2 separate regions of the Homo sapiens genome follow, and region 2 is linked to region 1. The links are chromatin contacts, found by Hi-C or POLR2A ChIA-PET in ENCODE. All regions are on one chromosome and are shown on one strand. Each heading gives the region's core, a stretch centred on a gene start or an enhancer-like site at or near the end of the contact. The rest is flanking DNA. Distances are from core to core; before and after follow the strand shown. Region 1 holds the start of SLC9A9 (solute carrier family 9 member A9). Region 2 has its middle 160 kb from the start of DIPK2A.

Region 1 (3,912 bases), core at 470-2,969:
TTTGGGTTATGTTTTTTTTCTTTTTTTAATTATACTTTAAGTTTTAGGGTACATGTGCACAACGTGCAGGTTAGTTACATATGTATACATGTGCCATGTTGGTGTGCTGCACCCATTAACTCGTCATTTAACATCAGGTATATCTCCTAATGCTGTCCCTCCCCACTCCCAAGCAAAAAATTTTTAAAAGACCCTCAGTACCAAGGAATTTAACTCTGTGCTCTGAATGGATCAGCATATCAGCCTCCTGAGCCTGAAACTTCCGCCTTATAGCTCAAGTATCTCACAGTGGGATCCACTTAAGGCTTAGGATTCCTTAGGTTCTGAAATCACAACTATACACTGTTAATATCAGGACACCACAGGATTAGCATATACAATGTGCATTGATCTGTACCCTGAATCTCAGGCTTAGGAAAGGGTTTCAGGATTTCCAAAATGAGGAAACCCCAAATATAAAAGTATGTTATTTGCTATAAATTATAGCAATGCCTTGCCTGTTGCCATTGTGTTCAAACTTCCTATCCATTATCAGGCTGAGATAAGAGCAGTGAAGTAAACTATTTCATCAGTAACACCAGTAAAAACTGGTGTCTTTCATTTTACTTTAAAAGATGAGAGTACAGACAGATAATCTCTGTCAGACTTTATTAAACTTTCTGAAAGGAATGATACGGTAAGTTGCCCAGAAAGAGCAATACTGCAGGTGTTAAATATTTTTCCACACCTTGGCCTCCAATACATAAATAGGAGATACATAACAAATAACACTAGCAATGATCATTATAAATTAGAACATCTGAAATCAGGCTAAGAAGTAAAAAGTACTGCATAAAGAAACTCTCGTTTATTTATAACTTTTTATTATAAGAAAATAAGACACTGTTCGTATAAATAAAAAGGACTTGGACACAATATTCTCTTAAGAGGGGTGGGGTTAGTTTCTGCAAGTTTTCTTCTTGAAATTAGTTGATATAAGAGGAATTACTCCAGGCATTTTGAAGTGATGTTTTTTCTAGAACTTCGTAATGTTCATCGGTGCAGCCAGTGAGAGAAGGCTGCTCTTTGTGACTGCAGAGCCATCACTTCCCAACATCATTACAAAAACAAACAGCTCGCCCTCGACTCCCCACATGACAATGGACCCGCATCTGTCAACAGACTTGCATTATGTGCCGTGTGAGAACATGACTGTGACATTTGCTCTCGTGACATGGCAAATTTCGGCGGCTTGTCTGTAAAGAGATTAGCATTCGTTACGCTGCAGCACCTTTCATCAAACTAATGACATTTCAATCAGCACATTTTCTCCAGTTTCGGTACTTTGCTATCTGAGCACAAGTCTCTAATTACGCTCAAGCAACAAGTTTCACATCAATCTCACAATTTATGCACTCACCATACACCATTGCTCCTCCAGTTTCATGCAAGAAGCGGAATCGATGATTTTTAAATAACCAGATTGTCAAAATGGTAAGGATGAGCAAAAAATTGAAGACAAGCAGCTCCACCGCTCCCTGATGTTGAAACTGATACTCATCCTTTTCTGACATAACCCTTGACTGTCTCTCCATTCCCCAGTCTTCTTGGGATTCCTTAGATAAAAACCTGGATAAAGGCTATTTTATCAAGATTTGCCTAAGACAGTCTGACTGCCTGAGAATTTCAGAAGAAACACTGCCACTTTAGTTGCTACTTCACAAGCATTCTGCCCTGGCTTAGTATTCAGATGGCTTCTAGTTACAACTTCCTGTTTCTCTCTTAAAGCAGCCCTGTCTCTTTTCAAACTCGAGAGTGTGTGGTTTCATCACTGACTCTTAATGTCTTTAAGTGATTCATCTCATGAAAATATCTTTCATACTGGACAAATCTGCAAGCAATGATGCTAAGATCTTGAATCACGGTCTTATTATTCCAAATAAGTCTTCTTAAGCTGCATAAATATGAACTGTAGATTAATAATAAAAAAGGTAGCCTTACACTAGCAACGTTTTCTAAGTTCAAAAAGCCAATTCCTGACTCAACTTCACCTAAATGCAAGATCTTTCCTCTCTAACCAAGACCTGCCAAAGTGATGGGGATTGATAGCACAGTTATCAATCAGCCTCTGTGCTCTAAATGGATCAGCATATTAGCCTCCTGAAAAGATATTACACTGCTTAGCCTGAAACTTCCGCCTCATAGCTCAAGTATCTCACAATGGGATTCACTTAAGGCATAGGGTTTCTTATAGGGTTTCTTATGCTCTCAAATCATGACTGTACATTGGTTAAGCAAACCTAAAGTGATTTCACAGGATTTTTTTTTTTTTTTTTTAGTTGAGAAGCAAGAAAGGATTTAGTATATGACTCTATTTGGCTTTATATAATTGATAGTTGCAGAGCAGCCTTTAAACTCTAAATCAATTGTTTTTCTTTTAACAAGAGAAAACAATGAAAGCAAAAGACAAATAAAATTCCATCCCCATCTCTACAACTGTACTGTTTGGATACGTTGAGACAAAAAAGAAAAAAAACAAAACACATTACTTCGAAAGAGAAACTCACGCAGCCATCCTCAGCAACGCCACATGCATGGATTTCTCTTTGTAGGGTTCCTGGTCTCGGCATCCAGGACCCACAGAAATCTGCAATAGATCACAACCTCCTCTGTCCTATGGCAAAACAATGTTGCTCACTGAGAAATGGTTCTGCCACCAGAAATGAAAGCTCTGTATTCACAGGATTCTGATCATAAGAGTGATGATTCTTCAGATCATCTTCCATGTGGCAGGTTGCTCCTGTCTGATTTCATATTTTTCTACTTTAAAATAGTTCAAGATAATACCATGGGTTCTGCAGCTTTTTTTTCCTTTTCTTTCTTTTTTCTTAGCAAATATTATGACCTGCTTGCTTTTAACACTTGATCCTATAACACATTTGGGTATATCCTGGGGTTAGCTGATTTTTTTTTTCATTTTACCATATCATTGTAATTTGGGAGTATTAATCACTTATGATCCCCATTTTGACACAATTAATGCTCAATTTATACAATGTGATTTCTTATTGAGTAGGCTGAGCCCAAATGCGTCCTGAAACAATTTTTGTCACTAAAAGCTAAAGGTCAAGCATGTAATATTATTGGGAGCTAACTACCTCCTCAACAAACAGTTTCACCATGAGAGCAAGTCTATCAACCCCTTAATACAAAGCTCTGCTGTTTCAGCATCTTTGCTTTGTGCAACTTTGGAAGCTTATTTCCTCTCTGAGTTTAACTTAGCAGAGGGTATTTATGTGTGCTGCAGATGTTCTTCTGACACGCTACCCTTTTTGGCAGGAATATCTGTGATGACTAATATTCATACTGTTTTGAAACCTATCAGCTAATGCTTGCAAGCATTTCATGGAGCTTTGCTAGCAGGTTCTACCTTTATGATTTTGCAACTCCACAGGTTCAGTCGAGTTGTCAGATATACAAGATAACACAAATTCAGAAACTTCCTGTCCTTTTGTTTTTTGTCATTATTGAATTACTTTGGTTTTCTTTTATCACAATTATTCCATCTGAGTAGAATAAACATTCTCTGGTTGATCCGTGACATCCAGTTTCACTCTTTTAACCAATGAAGCAACTTGACAAAAGATTAATGGCCCATAGAATGTTTTGATTGGCTTACACGTCTTTTTAAAAAGTTTTAGGTTTGATGTCAACACATTCAAATCAGTATATTTAACATTTAAAAAATCATATGGCTTTTTGCAAGAAAAACTTGTAAGATCTGGCACACTGGGCCCTTCTTACATGGCCACAATCTGTTGGGGCTGAGTGGTTGCCTGCTGCATTTGCAACCAGCTTGCCACAAGTCCATTCATCCCTCTTCTTTCATTCATGGTCCCCGTGTGGCCCCTGCAGATGTTTGAATGTATGACC
Region 2 (3,830 bases), core at 879-3,378, 280 kb after region 1:
TGGGTTCTATAAAAAATTGCCACAAATTTATTGGCTTAATATAACAGATATTTGTTTTCTCACAGCCCTGGAGTCCAATGTGGATACCCAGATTTCACTGGGCCAAAATCTAGGTATCCACTGGGCTGTGCTCCCTTCAGAGGCTCTAGGGGAGAATCCACTCCTTGACTCTTTCAGCTTTTGGTGGTTGTCAGCATCCCTTGGCTTGTGGCTGCATTACTCTAGTCTCTGCCTCTATGGTCATTGTAACCTCCCATATTGTGTGTGTATTCTCCTTCTGCCTCTGTCATGGTTAGTTGGGACTAAGTTGACACAGCTATAACAAATTTAAGCCACACACTAGATGACTTAAACAACAGTTATCTATGATAGTGTTGAGAAGTCTAAGATCAAGGTGCTAGCCGACCTGGTATCTGGTAAGAGCTCTCTTCCTTGTATGGAGATGGCTGTCCTCTCAATATATCCTCACGTGGCTTACAGAAAAATAATCTCTCTTGTGTTTCTTCTTCTGAGGACACTAATTCTGTTGGTGAGGGCTCCACACCATGATGTAATTACCTTCCAAAGGCCCCACCTCCTAATACCATCACCTTGGGGATTAGGATTTCAATATATACATTCAGAGGATCACAAAATTCAGTCCTTAACATTCTGTCTTGTAAGAATATTTGCGATTAGACTTAGGATCTACCAAATAACTCAGGATAATCTCATCTCGAAGTCCCTAACTTAATCATATTTTTAAGAACACTTTTAGCAAATACATTAACCTTTTCAGGTTCCAGGGATTAGGATGTGGATGTATTTTGAAGGGTTCATTCTTCAGCCTGCCACAGGCAGGGAGAGTTATCTTGTTAGAAAAGGGAGGTAAGGTTTGTAAAACTCCCTCTATGAACCAGACACTGCGTTGCATATTTTGTCTGTTAGCTTATTCACTCCTGGCAACAATTTCATGAGATATTGTCCACATTTCACAGATAAGAAAACTGTAACAGAGAGCTTAAAAACTTGTCCAAGATAACAGAACTAGCAAGTGGCAGATGCTTTAACAATCACAGTTTTTCAGCAGCCAAGTCACATTATATCGCCACCTCACTGATCTTATGTTACCAGGTGAACATACTCTGCTTTCCAGAGTGTATTGGATCTGGATGGGATCTGCTCAAGCTCCTTGTTTTCTGCTGAAGTCACCTTTAATATAAACTTGCCATGACAGGCCAGAGTGAAGGCACGCTTCTAGACAATGTCCTGTAGCCCTGACTGTACTGAATTCATGAGTGAATTTAGACATGTAAACTTTTTTAAATAAAATGCAAAGAAGCCGTAGTGACTACAGCACATCACATATCCTTATTTCATATCCAAACCGCTTCAGAGTTAATCAAGTGTTCAGTCGTTTTGTTGAATTAATCAACCACAATGATAAGCTGTTTATCTTGCCTATAGGAGGCAGAAACATTCAAACTGTTCACCTTCATGCACACTTTCTGTGTGTCTCTGTAAATTATTTTTAGTAGGTGCTGTAATTGCTGCTAAGATGGAGCTTCCTAAGGCTCTTAAACATGAACCTGTCCAACAGCTTTGCTTTGACAGAAGTTTTGCAAGGGTAATGAAACATTCAGGCAGGAACAAACTTGCCTAAGACACTTCATTCAAGGTCTAGTCTTGGGGAAATATTAACAATGACCTTCATGTGTCCCCCTTCAATCCAATTGAAATTAGAAAGCACATTACGATGAAATCTTTTTAGCACCATCTGGTTAAATGGGGTTTTCTAATTGTCTGTGTCATGGGCTAAGCCTAAAAAGGAAGAGTGGCAAGAAACTAATTCCCTACAGACAAAAGATGTGTTGATGCTATTTAAAACGCCTGTCAGGGCCTGGTTTCTGAATCCCAAACATAATGCTGCTTTACACGTAGAGTGGAGTAGAAGTAACCAAGAGATGCAGGGGGCTTTCTGTTGACACAAAACATGAATAAACAGATCTCAGGCAGGCTTTTCTAAGAGCATTCAGTATTTTGCCCCAAATGTAAACCTTTAACAGCTACATGTTTATTTTTGCAGAGGTGAGTCTAAAACACAAGCAGATTTTGGCGATCATTTGCATAGGAAGAAACAGACTTCACACTTGTGAGTCAGAGGTGTTTGCTTTGGAGGGTTGCATTTTCGCTTTCTATGCTGGGTGAAGTGAGGGTGTTGTCTTTCTGTGTCCCCTTCCTCCTATCTCCCAAACATCACCTACAGGCTTTCCCATGAGAATTCAACAGCTGTTCCTTTCCAATTCCTAAAGGTTTATGCTGTAGCTCTCCATTTATCTTGGACGTTCCCCCTGGGTTGAGCTTATTAACTTATTGCTTTGCCACTGCAGAATTTATTGCATAAAAGGGCTGGCTGCTGGCTGTGAGCTACGAGTAGTAAGTCCAGAGTTTAAGCCCTTATGAATTAGGGTACCAGATGCATAAGTAAGATAAACCTGTTCTCCTTCTAGCCCTTGGGATGAGATTTCTCCCTTCTGAACTCACCCTCCACAGAGTTAACAATTTAGATTAAATTAGTTCAGAACACAAGAAAGTAATTTTCATTTGTAAAGGGATTAGTTATTTTTCTTCTTCTTAGGCAAGAACAGCAATCTAAATACAAAGATATATTAAAATGGGATTTCATTTTTTTAAATGGCTTTCACTAATACAAATAATAACGTGAAAAGAAAGCTATTTGGGTAATGTTGAATAGCATCTGGCCATGGCATTTTAATAACTGTAGGTAATAAATTTAAGGTTTTAATTACCTATGCTAGTATTTTAATTGCTTTACTGAAGTATACCAATGTGGACTAATGATGCTTGTCAGGACCCTTCCTCCAGGAGGCTCACAGAGGTATTGATCTATCTGGTCCTAGGGTAATGTCCTAGGGCCACACAGAAGGGAACCAGAAAGGAAATAGTTTTTGGCTTAGAATAATTTATATTTCAAATGCATCTTAATCTGTAACAAATTTGGTTGAATGCTTTATACTGGGGAAACTCTTATTCCTGCTATAAAATTTAATCAAATGCATTTCATGGTAAATGAACTACTCAGGTTTAATGAATTTTTCTTTAAATGTGGAGTTAATATTCTATTTTCAAATTACTTTTGTCCAGTGAGTGTTTAAGTGAGTGATTACTCAAAAATTCTATGGAGTTGTTCGTAGACACTAGGAAAATGGAGATAAAATGTGAGTTCCTCATTTCCATTTGCTTAAAAAGTACAACTATTAAAAATAATCACTATGGAGATTCTAAAATGTTGGGACAATTCACACTTTTCTGTAGATCTGGTGACTTTTGAAGGAAATCGTGCGGTCTCTGCTTGCCACCTGCTCCTTTGGTCATAGATTAATAACATCTGACCAAGCATGAAGGCATGCTGGGGCCATCTGCCATTACACATAGCAGGATGTGTTTCAGCTTTCCCAAGTAGAATCCTGATTAACTACATGATGCCACTCTTAGTCGATGGTTATCCTATTGAGCTGCATGACCCAGTTATTTTGATAACAGGAATTTAGTACTCATCTTGGTCAAACCAGAACTACTTAATCTTTTTGGTGGTGGTTCAAGCAGTAGGCCATCTATATAATTTCCATGATAATTATGAGCTTTCTTTTCTATTTATGTAGTAATAGGATGTCAAATCAGACCTTTACGTTTGTCTCTATGCTTTGATGTGGTCTGCAAATTTGAGAAAAATAGATACCGAGAACCTCCACATTCTAAATGAATTGAATTCTCTTCCTTTCACGCCAACCCCTCACCTCCCACTGTCTTCCCCAAAAAGCACCCCCACC

Evidence for each region. Hi-C counts contacts between places; a loop is a spot of excess contacts on that map. ChIA-PET counts read pairs that join two places held with the same protein, here RNA polymerase II (POLR2A). Pooled maps may share reads with other maps.
Region 2: a pooled map shows a loop between it and region 1 (5-fold over the local background). The contact joins the enhancer-like site here to the promoter of SLC9A9 in region 1. A Hi-C loop is called at or near these places in 3 of 37 single-sample maps with no recorded cell type and 4 of 50 pooled maps. POLR2A ChIA-PET finds 5 or more read pairs at or near these places in 1 of 52 experiments (activated T-cell).

Annotation. Positions count from the first base shown.
Region 1 is chr3:143,846,749-143,850,660 of GRCh38, forward strand. SLC9A9 (solute carrier family 9 member A9) reads right to left here and starts at 1,720. Exons shown (of 16, transcript NM_173653.4): 1 at 1,400-1,720. The coding sequence starts at 1,574.
Region 2 is chr3:144,126,308-144,130,137 of GRCh38, forward strand. No RefSeq gene overlaps it. Among named protein-coding and RNA genes, the nearest start is that of DIPK2A, 160 kb to the left of the region's middle. RefSeq lists enhancers at 2,210-2,269, 2,350-2,449. Within about 2 kb of position 2,129, at least 3 of the 41 ENCODE cell types and tissues checked have a DNase peak (open chromatin) inside an H3K27ac peak, as active enhancers do.